Linked DNA regions of Homo sapiens: region 1 is linked to region 2. Evidence: chromatin contacts called from ENCODE POLR2A ChIA-PET data. All regions are on one chromosome and are shown on one strand. The core of a region is the stretch at or near the end of the contact, and the rest is flanking DNA. Distances in the headings are between cores, read along the strand shown.

Region 1 (5,118 bases), core at 1,152-3,651, about 14 Mb before region 2:
GGCCAGGCTGGTCTGGAACACCTGACCTCGTGATCCACCGACCTTGGCTTCCCAAAGTGCTGGGACTACAGGCGTGAGCCACCGTGCCCGGCCTACAAATAATTTTAAAAAATTAATCTGGGAGTAGTGGTGCACGTCTGTGGTCCCAGTTACTCATAAGGCTGAGGCAGGAGGATTGCTTGAGCCCAGGAGGTTGCCTTGAGCTGTGATTGTGCCACCACACCATGAGACCTTTTTCTGTGAGACTGTCTCCAAAAAATAAAAATAAAAAAAAATCATCACACCCTTGACCTCCCAGGCTCAAGTGATCCTCCCACCTTAGCCTCCTCAGTAGCTGGGACCACAGGTGTGTGTCGCCACACCGGGCTAGACCCTGTCCTCTTAATGACTGCATAGTCCTTGTAACCTCCATTTGCATTCCTAGAGCATAGCATTTGTTCCAAAAATATTTATTGAGTGTCTGTTCTGGGCTTGAACACGAGTAGGAGGATTTAAAAGTGAATAGCATATTGCGTCTGCCCTTGGGGACAGAGACAGAAACATGAAAACATGAAATTGTCCTTCAACACAAGAAGTGCTGTAATAGAGGCATGAATAACGCGGTGGGAAACAAGGAGGGAGGTCATGCTGCCTGAAGCAAATGTCACCGAAGGGCAGACATCAAGAAGGCAGGACATTCCAGGCAGAGGGAATAGCATGTGTGCAGGGATGAAAGCTCACAAGAAAGAGAAACATGAGTCAGGTGCGGTGGCTGATGCCTGTAATCCCAGCACTTTGGGAGGCTGAGGCGGGCAGATTACGAGGTCAGGAGTTCGAGACCAGCCTGGCCAACATGGTGAAACCCCGTCTCTACTACAAAAATACAAAAATTAGCCGGATGTGGTGGTGTGCGCCTGTAATCCCAGCTACTCAGGAGGCTGAGGAAGGAGAATCACTTGAACCCAGGAGGTGGAGGTTGCCGTGAGCTGAGACCGCACCATTTCACTCCAGCCTGGGCAACAGAGAGAGACTCCGTCTCAAAAAAAAAAAAAAAGAAAAGAAAAAGAAAAGATAAAAGAGAAATATGGAGAACATGGAGCACCTGAGTGTCAAAACATCATGGGCAGTAACTGTCAGGGAGATTGCCAGAGAGCTCGGGGTTGGTTGGCGCATCCATCCTGCTTCCTGCTTCCTTCTCTGGCCTCCAAGCTCCCTGAACCTACTCTGTGCAAAGCACTGTGCCAGGTGTTGGCCCAGAGTATGGGACTGCAGCAGTGGCCTGGGTAGCGGAGAAGGGTTTTTTGACCAGCTGGAGACCTTTGTGGCTGGTGTCATTCTGGAGGTGAAGAGAAGGCCGCTGGAAAGAGCTGCCCAGGGAGGACTATGGGAGAACTTGCAGCTCTGGGCCATCTCTGGACATGAACGTTTTGCATACACACAGGGGAGCTCTGTGTGTCTGAGTGGGGGCGGGAGGGGTCCTTCTCTCTCTTTTGGCCCCTGCAGCTTGGCTTCTGGAGCTTTCCTATGTCTTGCTTTAGTGCTAGCCCTTGGAGGGTTGCCAGGGAAACCGCTGGCCAGCTCCGGGAGATAGACGTAGCAGAGGAAAGGAGAGTGGGTGACTCAGCCTGGCTTCCCACAACCGCAACCCCCTCCTCAGCACGTGGAAAGGATCTGGGGGACCCCCTTCCCCTGGATCCTACAGATGACCCTGTTTATTCTTTCTTCTCTAGAGAGAGCAGTCCCTCCCGCAGCTCTGACTGGTGGGAGCCAGCCAGATTTTCCCAGGAAGGGAACCGGCCCCAGGCGCCCCGTCCCCCGTAGGTTCACCCTGGAACTCGGACAGGTGAATTCGGCCTGGGCGAATGTGAATTCCTGCCGTGCCCATGCAGGCGGCAGGAGCCCTGGCTGAGACGCCCTCCCGGGGGCAAACCCAGGATAATTATTGATCGGGGCCCCTGTGGACTTCTGACCTCGGCCTCGGCGGGAGAGGACCCGGAACGCGGGCCTGGGCTCCCAGGGAGAGAGGTGGGCGGGCCGCGGAGGGGGCCAACCAAAACGACCACGACAGTGCGCCCTAGCCCTGCTAGTGGTGGTCGACCCAACCCAAACAAAGCAGCATGTGCTTGCGGTGCGGCGTCGGCTAGGGAGCCGAGCCGGGAAGACACCCCACCGCCGCAGAAAGGGGGTGCGCGCGGCGCCGGCACCGGCACCGCCGAGCGCGCCGCCACCTCGGGTGTGCCGAGGGGGTCCGGGTCCTTCAAGGGCGGTCGCGGAGGGGGCGCGAGGGACAGCGGGCTAGCGAGCGCGCGCCGGGCGGAACCAGGAAGCGGGGCGCGCTCCGGGTTGCCAGCGGCGCGCGTCCCTGGGCCTCCGCGCGTGAGCGGCGCGCGCGCCCCCGCGGGCCCCGGCGGGAGGAGAGTCGGCGGCCGGAGCCGTCACCCCGGGCGGGGACCCAGCGCAGGCAACTCCGCGCGGCGGCCCGGCCGAGGGAGGGAGCGAGCGGGCGGGCGGGCAAGCCAGACAGCTGGGCCGGAGCAGCCGCGGGCGCCCGAGGGGCCGAGCGAGGTAGGAGCTGCGGGGCGAGCCCTGGGCCCGGGGCCGGGGGAGCCAGGCCGGGGAGCCAGCCCGGGCGGGGCCCGCGCTCCAGCCGCTCAGCCGCCCGTCAGGGCCGCGCCGCCGCCATCACTCCCGGGCCGCGGTGGTTGCGCGCTGGGCGAGGGGCGCGCGCGGGGAGAGGGGGTCCGGGTTGGCTGCCGGGGAGGCTGAGGGCAATGCGGGGTGCGCGAGGGGGACTTGCGAACGCCGCGGCGCCGCGGGGGGCGTGCGCTTTAAAGGCTGCGTGCGCGTGTGCTGAGTGGGTGTGTGGGGACCCCGCGCCGACCCCATAGGAGCTCAGGGGGCTGCTGTCAGCCGCCTCACACCTTCACGTTGCAATTCCGAATATCCCCAGCCGTCTTCCTTGCTTTAACTTCTTTCTTTCAAAAGAGGTTCCCGGGACTCCGGGGATGGGATGAGCCTGCGGGGGTGCCTGGTGCGGTGGGGGGTATTAGCAAAGCTTCAAGAAACAGGGCCTTATAAGGAATCAAGACAACAAATACGAACGTTTCGATAAGACTCTGGGGGGCGGGATCCCACATCAGGACCCGCCAGGCCTGGGCTCGTGCGTGTGGCCGTGGGATGCAGTGTGCTTTTTCTTTCTAGTCAGGGATAAAGGGTTAAAAGTGCTCCTGGTGTCGGGGGGTAGATATGGAGAGTCGGAAGGGGAGTTGTATCACAAAAGCTGGTCTGAGGCTAAAGGAATCTGGCAAGATGGTCGGGGTGAACAAAGAGGAAAGAACTCACACGGAGCAAGAGGCGGTTGCAAACACTTGTAGCCAGCAGTGATGGAAAAGCCAAAGAAGAAAACCAAGTGTCAGCTTTTAGAAAGACGGGATTAATGAAAAGCACAAGAATTTTAAAGACTAAAAGAGATACCGATTCTCTCTTTGCCAAAGAGCCAGAGTCAGTTCTTTTCTTCTTGGTCCCTGTGATCCCGCCATACCTCGTATCAAATAAATAGTGCCAAAAGTGGGTCAAAGAATGTTAGAGCTGGAAAGGAACCCAGCGATGATGCCATTCTTTTATTGTACAAATGAGGAAACTGAGGCCCAGATAGGTGGAGTAAGTGGCCTGCTCAGGTGACACGGCTGTTTGTTGAGTATCCAGGGATTGAAACTTCAAGGACTCTGAGATTCGTGCTCTTCCCAAAGCATCGTGCAGTATACAGATCTTTGCCTAGATACAATTCCATACATTTTCTCTGCAGTGTCCTCAGGGAATGCCCTTTGAAAGGGCCAGCGTGACACTGAATATCATACTTGGGCTTATGTCATTTTTTTCAGTCTTCAAGTGGTGTTTATGGTCTGCTTGGATCTTAGGTTTCCAAAGCTGTTGGATAGCCGCCTGGGCCATAATAAGCTTTCAGCTGTTGGGTCTACATTATTTCAAATAATTTTGTTATCTTTCAATTAAGGTAATAGAACTGTGCCTCTCTCCCCAACATTCTATTGTTGTCCATTTGCTTATGTTATATTGCGTTATGTTCATTGCCTGTGAGTTCCTAGGTGAGGATGTATTTTATTGAGTGTGCCTTTCATGTTTTAAAATTTCATTTTGTAACACTGTAAATATTGGAGTGGTTCTGATCACTTCAAATGGGGAGAATCTTATTGATTGATTTTATTTTAAGGCTTTGGGTTGTTTTGTTTATTCATTTGGGTACCAGTTTCCATCTCATGGAAGATCACAGTTGTTAGAATGGACATGGCTAAATAAGAGAAGGGGCTGCTGATTTTAAGAAAAACTTCCTATGTGACAATTTGTGGTATCTGTTACGTTTAATTCAAACAAGTCCACACCTTGGGTCAGGTAAGCGCGTTATCTAGGAGATGACTTGTTTGCTACTGTAGCCTCTGGAAGATGAAATTTCAAGCTCCAGATTGAGACACAGGGAAGGAATGGAGAGGTTTTTTTTTTTTTTTTTTTTTTTTTTGTAAAGCAAACCATCAGAAAAAAAAAGTTGATTTCTATCACCAGTAGTTTGGTTATTGCATAACTTGAAGCTAAACTCTGCACAAAATAATCTTTGCTATATACCCAACTAGGTAAACTATCCCACCTTCTCATCAGTTCTCACCTTTTCGGTGCTTGTATTTTTTGCCCACGGGATATTAATATGGATTGTGTTCAGAAATTTAAGGTGTGTACTTCATAGTATGTATGATTGTAGGAGAAAAATGTGCTATCATCGTTTGGAGTGTTACAACATAAATATTTTGGTCAACACTTCCTATCCTGCTCTGACTTTTCATCTCATCTCCATTTTCTTCCTCTCTTGATTGTTTTTATGTCATTTACATATGTAAAAGCCACATCAAGACTAAAGTTGCCATTTATTACTTTTTGATACTTAAGTCGAGTTTTTTCAAATCATAGTATTGTTAGTATTCAAATTGTCTGTAATTTTTGTTAGGCTTATATATTATGAATCCATTTGTTGTGGTTTATTTGGCTTGTTGTTATGTAGGTAGGTGACACAGGTAGTCTTATTGTAAAAGGAAGACGTTATAGATAGGTAAATAACATGCTCAAGATTAGATG
Region 2 (5,686 bases), core at 649-3,148:
TGGCACCAACTTGTCTTCCTTTCTCTCTTCCCTTCCCCTCTCTCATTGCTGCACCTGGGACCATAGGATGGGAGGATAGGGAGCCCCTCATGACTGAGGGCAGAAGAAATTGCTAGAAGTCAGAACAGGATGGCTGGGTCTCCCCCTACCTCTTCCAGCTCCCACAATTTTCCCATGATGAGGTAGCTTCTCCCTGGGCTCTCCTTCTTGCCTGCCCTGTCTCCTGGGATCAGAGGGTAGTACAGAAGCCCTGACTCATGCCTTGAGTACATACCATACAGCAAATAAATGGTAGCAAAACATTCTACTTTGCCTGTCTGTTTTACACATCAAATTCCCACCTCCCAGTTTCTGATCTCTGCTAATTCTATCTCTGGGCCCTCTGACTCTGGAGGTGGAGAGGGTGGGATTTGAGTCTTACTGGGCTTCAAGTTATGGAGGAAGGGCACATGCAGTCACCATCCCCAGCTCAGGCTCTTGCTCTCTTGATGTCCAAGTCTGGAGTGGGGCAATGAGGAAGACTGCAAGTCTTCTAGGGACTGCCACATCAGTGGCACTGGGCTGCAGCTACAGAAGTATGGAGTGAGGCCAAACTGGCAACTCCTGAAGGCAGATTTGTGCAAGGCTCAAAGCAGGGAGGCAGCAAGACAGGCTGGGATAAGAGTGGGTGGGAGTCTCTCCCATCTCGCAGTGTTAAGCCCAGCTGGGACCTGGTACCTTCCACTAGGGTGAGCCACACCAGTAAGGGCAAGCGAGCACCTGGACTCCCGCCCAAAGAGGAAAACCAAGGCTCTGCGGGCTGCCAGGGCTGAGCAGGGCATCTAGGAGGTTGCCAAGGGCTATGGCCCATTTTCATTTGGGGTAGAAGTGGGCACAAAGGGAGCCAATTGGAGGGTCTGGGTAAGGACAGCTCTGGTGAGGCCTGATGCTGAACTTTAACCACTGGGCTGGGTTGTGAGGTAGGCTGAGAACCTGGGTCTAAGCAGATAAAAAGAAGAGATAACAAGCTGCGTGTGTTCTGTGTCAACTGGGGAGGCTACAAATGCTCCACCCTGTGTGGCCTGACTTTATAATAACAAAAATAGCTTGCACATAGCACCAACCCTGTTCTAATCACTTTATATGTACTGACACATTTCATACAACTCTATAAAGTAGGTACTATTACTATCATCCCTATTTTAATAGAGAAAACAGGCACAGATAGGCACAGAACGATCTTCTCACGATCACTCACCTAATAAGTGATGAAGCCAGGATTTGAACCGCAGTGATCAGCATCTAGAGTCTGGGCTCATGACTTTTCAAGATTTTTAAGTGAAGTATTCTGAGTTTTCCAAGTTGGAAATGAATTAAAACGTATTTTAAAATAGCGAGAGAGCCAATTGTGCTAAAACATACTAGCTTGCTACCTCCGTGTTTGAGGCTTTGAGGAGAGGGCACCCTAAGAGGAGTTCTACGATAAGGATAATAAGACCGTGACAGTTGACGTTGAGGGCTTTCCGTGTGCCAGGCTCCTTACAAGAACGGCCTCATTTATGTAAATATCTCCATTTTCAGATGAGCCTCGGAGCTGCCTGTAGTTGCCCAGCTAGTATTTAAGGACTGCAGAGGTTGCGCTCTTGATTGCGGGGCTAGAAGTGTGTTCTACAGGGAAGCGGGGAACTTCGTTCCAGCAGCGCCGAAACCCGCACGGCCCCTAGGCTGTCCCTCCGCGCCCGGGTGACTTCCTTTCAGATCCCCAGCGAAGCTCCCAGCGGAGCCCTCCCACCCCTCGCCCGCTTGCTCCCGTCTGCGGGTCTGGAGTAGCGCTCGCGATTGGCCCCGATCACCGCCGCGGTCCTGCCCCCTCGTTGCAGAGATTCCGATTGGGTGAGGCTCACGAAGCTCTGCCCCCACGGTGGCCGGAGCAGCCGGAAGCTAGCATGGCGGCCGCCGGGGCTGCGGCTACACACCTAGGTGCGGTGGGCTTCGGGTGGGGGGCCTGCAGCTAGCTGATGGCAAGGGAGGAATAGCAGGGGTGGGGATTGTGGTGTGCGAGAGGTCCCGCGGACGGGGGGCTCGGGGGTCTCTTCAGACGAGATTCCCTTCAGGCTTGGGCCGGGTCCCTTCGCACGGAGATCCCAATGAACGCGGGCCCCTGGAGGCCGGTGGTTGGGGCTTCTCCGCGTCGGGGATGGGGCCGGTACCCTAGCCCGTTTCCAGCGCCTCAGTCGGTTCCCCATGCCCTCAGAGGTGGCCCGGGGCAAGCGCGCCGCCCTCTTCTTCGCTGCGGTGGCCATCGTGCTGGGGCTACCGCTCTGGTGGAAGACCACGGAGACCTACCGGGCCTCGTTGCCTTACTCCCAGATCAGTGGCCTGAATGCCCTTCAGGTGAGACTGCTGTGCGGGAGGGTCGGGGGACAGCCCCCCCGGCAAGGTGGAGACTCAGTGACGGCCCTGATGCTCCTTCCTGTAGCTCCGCCTCATGGTGCCTGTCACTGTCGTGTTTACGCGGGAGTCAGTGCCCCTGGACGACCAGGAGAAGCTGCCCTTCACCGTTGTGCATGAAAGAGAGATTCCTCTGAAATGTGAGTTACTGGGGATCAGGGCTGCTTTTCGCCTCTGAGCTCAGTTCAGAGCTGAGTTGGGTGGGAGGAGCGGGGGTGTACCATAAACGCAGTTAAAAACTTACTGTTGAAAGACCTCTGAATGAACAGTGTGTTTGGTCAGAAAAAAACTACTTTCAAATTCACAGTCACTAAATAGCAATTTTACTCGTAAGACAGGCTACCTAATCGGAAGCAGTTGATGCCCATCAGGGTATAGGGGAAGAGGTGGGATATAGTGGAAAGAACACAGAGTTTGAAATTAAATTGGATTTGCATATAGGCCCTATTTAGTTTGTTTGTTTATTTATTTATTATATTTTGAGACGGAGCTTCGCTCTGTCGCCCAGGCTGGAGTGCAGTGGCGCCATCTTGGCTCACTGCAACCTCTGCCTCCTGGGTTCAAGCGATTCTTCTGCACCAGCCACCCGAGTAGCTGGGATTACAGGCGCGCGACACTACGCCCAGCTAATTTTTGTATTTTTAGTAGAGACGGGGTTATGCCATGTTGGCCATGCTGCTCTCGAACTCCTGACTTCAGGTGATCCGCATGCCTCAGCCTCCCAAAGTGTTGGGATTACAGGCGTGAGCCACCGCGCCCAGCCCCTATTCAGTTTAACATTAAACACTTTACTGGGGTACTTTTTTTTAGGTACCAAGAATTTAGGAATGAATAAGAAATTGATAATGGTTTCAAGATGTTCATAGGTAGGGGAGAAAGATAAAATAAATTACAGTAGAAGTATACAAGAAACAGAGATTGCACTTAGTAAAGAGTATTAACCATCTGGGAGGAAAGAAAGGCAGAGAAAGTTTTGAGAGATGTAATTCTTAAGTCGGATTTTTAAAGGATGTGTAGGAATTCAGGTTAAGTGGGAAAAGGAGGGAGAGAATTTCAGGCAAAGTTAATAGCATGAGACAGTATAAGGATAGCTGATAGTTGTTGCTCGCTGTGTGCCAGAAACTAGGTGAAGCATTTTATATGTGTTGCCTCATTTAATCCTTTCTAATGATATGATCCCCATTTTATAAATGAAGAAACTGAGCCTTAGAGAATTTAACTTGTGCAAGGTCACACAGCTAGTAAGAGATGGAACTGGGATTTAAATCCAGGCCTGACTGATTCCAGTGTTCAAGCTTTTAACCAACAAACTATACTCCTGTGTGAAAGTGTGGCGGGGTGAATCAGCATATTGGGGGACCTATGAGCAGTTTTGCCTTACTGGAATGTGTAGTGAAAGACTGGGAATGACTGGAGATTTGGGCTGAGTCTAGAGCATGAGGCATCTGTGTGCCATTTACTTTTTTAGTTCTTTAGCCTTGGTGAAAACTTTTCTTTTCTTTTTTTTTTTTTTTTTTGAGAAAGGGTCTCTCTTTGTTGCCCAGGCTGGAGTATGGTGGCACGATCAGGGCCCACTGCAGCCTTGACCTATTGGGCTCAAGCGATCCTCCCATCTCAGCCCACCTGCCTTAATAGCTGGGACTACAGCCGCACACCATCACACCCAGCTGATTTGTTTTGGTATTTTTAGTAGAGATAGGGTTTCGCCATGTTGCCCAGGCTGGTCTCGAGCTCCTGGGCTCAAGTGATCAGCCTCCCAAAGTGCTGGGATTACAAGTGTGAGCCACCGCACCCGGCTGGTTAAAACATTTTTTTAAAAAAATGATATTTCGTATGGTTCAGCCTCTGTACACACACAAACTTCTGGTTTTCTTTCTTTTTTTTTTTTTTTTTTGAGATGGAGTTTCGCTCTTGTTGCCCAGGCTGGAGCGCAATGGCACGATTTTGGCTCACTGCAACCTCTGCCTCCTGGGTTCAAACGATTCTTCTGGCTCAGCCTCTGAAGTAGCTGGGATTACAGGCGCCTGCCACCACGCCCAGCTAATTTTTTGCATTTTTAGTAGATACGGGGTTTCACCATGTTGGCTAGGCTGGTCTCAAACTCCTGACCTCCAGTGATCCACCAGCCTCGGCCTCCCAAAGTGCTGGGATTACAGGCGTGAGCCACCATGCCCAGCCAAACTTCTTGTTTTCTAAACAAAAATTGGACTATCCCTCACAAGTTAGTTTGAAATTTGATTGTTTTCAGTTTATCATGGATTTCTTCATATTTGATAACACAGTGTTCAGTAATATGGGTATACTGTAAACGTATAGTATAGGCAACACGTATAAAGGGTGACCAAGAGTATAGAATCTGGGATCAGAGAGCTGGAATTCAAGCCTTATTCTGCCACTTATTTGTGTAAATTTGAGTAAGGTTGTTAACTTCTCTAAACCTTGGTTTCCTCATCTGTTAGACGGAAATAGTAATAGCGTTGTTCATTTATTCAACAAGTATTTACTTTGTAGCTATGTCAGATACAGTTCTAGTTACTAGAGATATAGCAGTGAACAAAACAGACAAGAAGAAGACAATAAAAAAGACAAAGCTGGATGTGGTAGCTCACACCTGTAATCCCAGCACTTTGGGAGGCCGAGGCAGGCAGATCACTTGAGATCAGGAGTTTGAGACCAGCCCGGCTAACATGGTGAAACCCCATCTCTACTAAAAATACAAAAATTAGCCGGGCGTGGTGGCGGGCGCCTGTAATCCCAGCTACTTGGGAGGCTGAGGCAGGAGAATCGCTTGAACCTGTGAGGTGGAAGTTGCAGTGAGCCAAGATCCCACCACTGCACTCCAGCCTGGGTGACAAAGACTCCATCTCAAAAAAAAAAAGAAAAAAAGACAAGTAAGTCAAATGTATGTTAGATGGTGACAGAAGAAAAATAGAGCAGGACAGGAGGAGAGGGAATTTTCTTGAGGAATGGGAGGGGATTGCAGTTTTAGATAGGGTGGACAAGGGAGGTCTCATTGAAAAGAGGACATTCGAGTAAATACCTAAAAGGCGAGGGAATAGACTGTGCAGATATCTGGGGGAAGAGCATCTTGGCAGAGGGAAAAGCATGTCTAAGGTCCCGAGTTAAGAGCAAGTGTTGTACCTTTCAGGAGCAGTGAGAATCTCCTTGTGGCTTCACTGGAGTGAATGAGGAAGAGAGAAAGAGGAAATGAAATAAAACCAGAACAGTAGAAGGGGGCTGAATCACTTAGGGCCTG

Evidence for each region. ChIA-PET counts read pairs that join two places held with the same protein, here RNA polymerase II (POLR2A).
Region 1: POLR2A ChIA-PET joins it to region 2 with 12 read pairs in GM12878. The contact joins the promoter of STAT5B here to the promoter of PIGS in region 2. POLR2A ChIA-PET finds 5 or more read pairs at or near these places in 2 of 52 experiments (A673 and GM12878).

Annotation. Positions count from the first base shown.
Region 1 is chr17:42,273,674-42,278,791 of GRCh38, reverse strand. STAT5B (signal transducer and activator of transcription 5B) reads left to right here and starts at 2,401. Exons shown (of 19, transcript NM_012448.4): 1 at 2,401-2,544. RefSeq lists a silencer at 2,159-2,768.
Region 2 is chr17:28,567,736-28,573,421 of GRCh38, reverse strand. It overlaps PIGS (phosphatidylinositol glycan anchor biosynthesis class S), which reads left to right and starts at 1,898. Exons shown (of 12, transcript NM_033198.4): 1 at 1,898-1,959; 2 at 2,234-2,373; 3 at 2,459-2,570. The coding sequence starts at 1,926. It overlaps ALDOC (aldolase, fructose-bisphosphate C), which reads left to right. Exons shown (of 9, transcript NM_005165.3): 9 at 1-302. RefSeq lists enhancers at 1,518-1,567, 2,258-2,377 and a silencer at 2,358-2,554.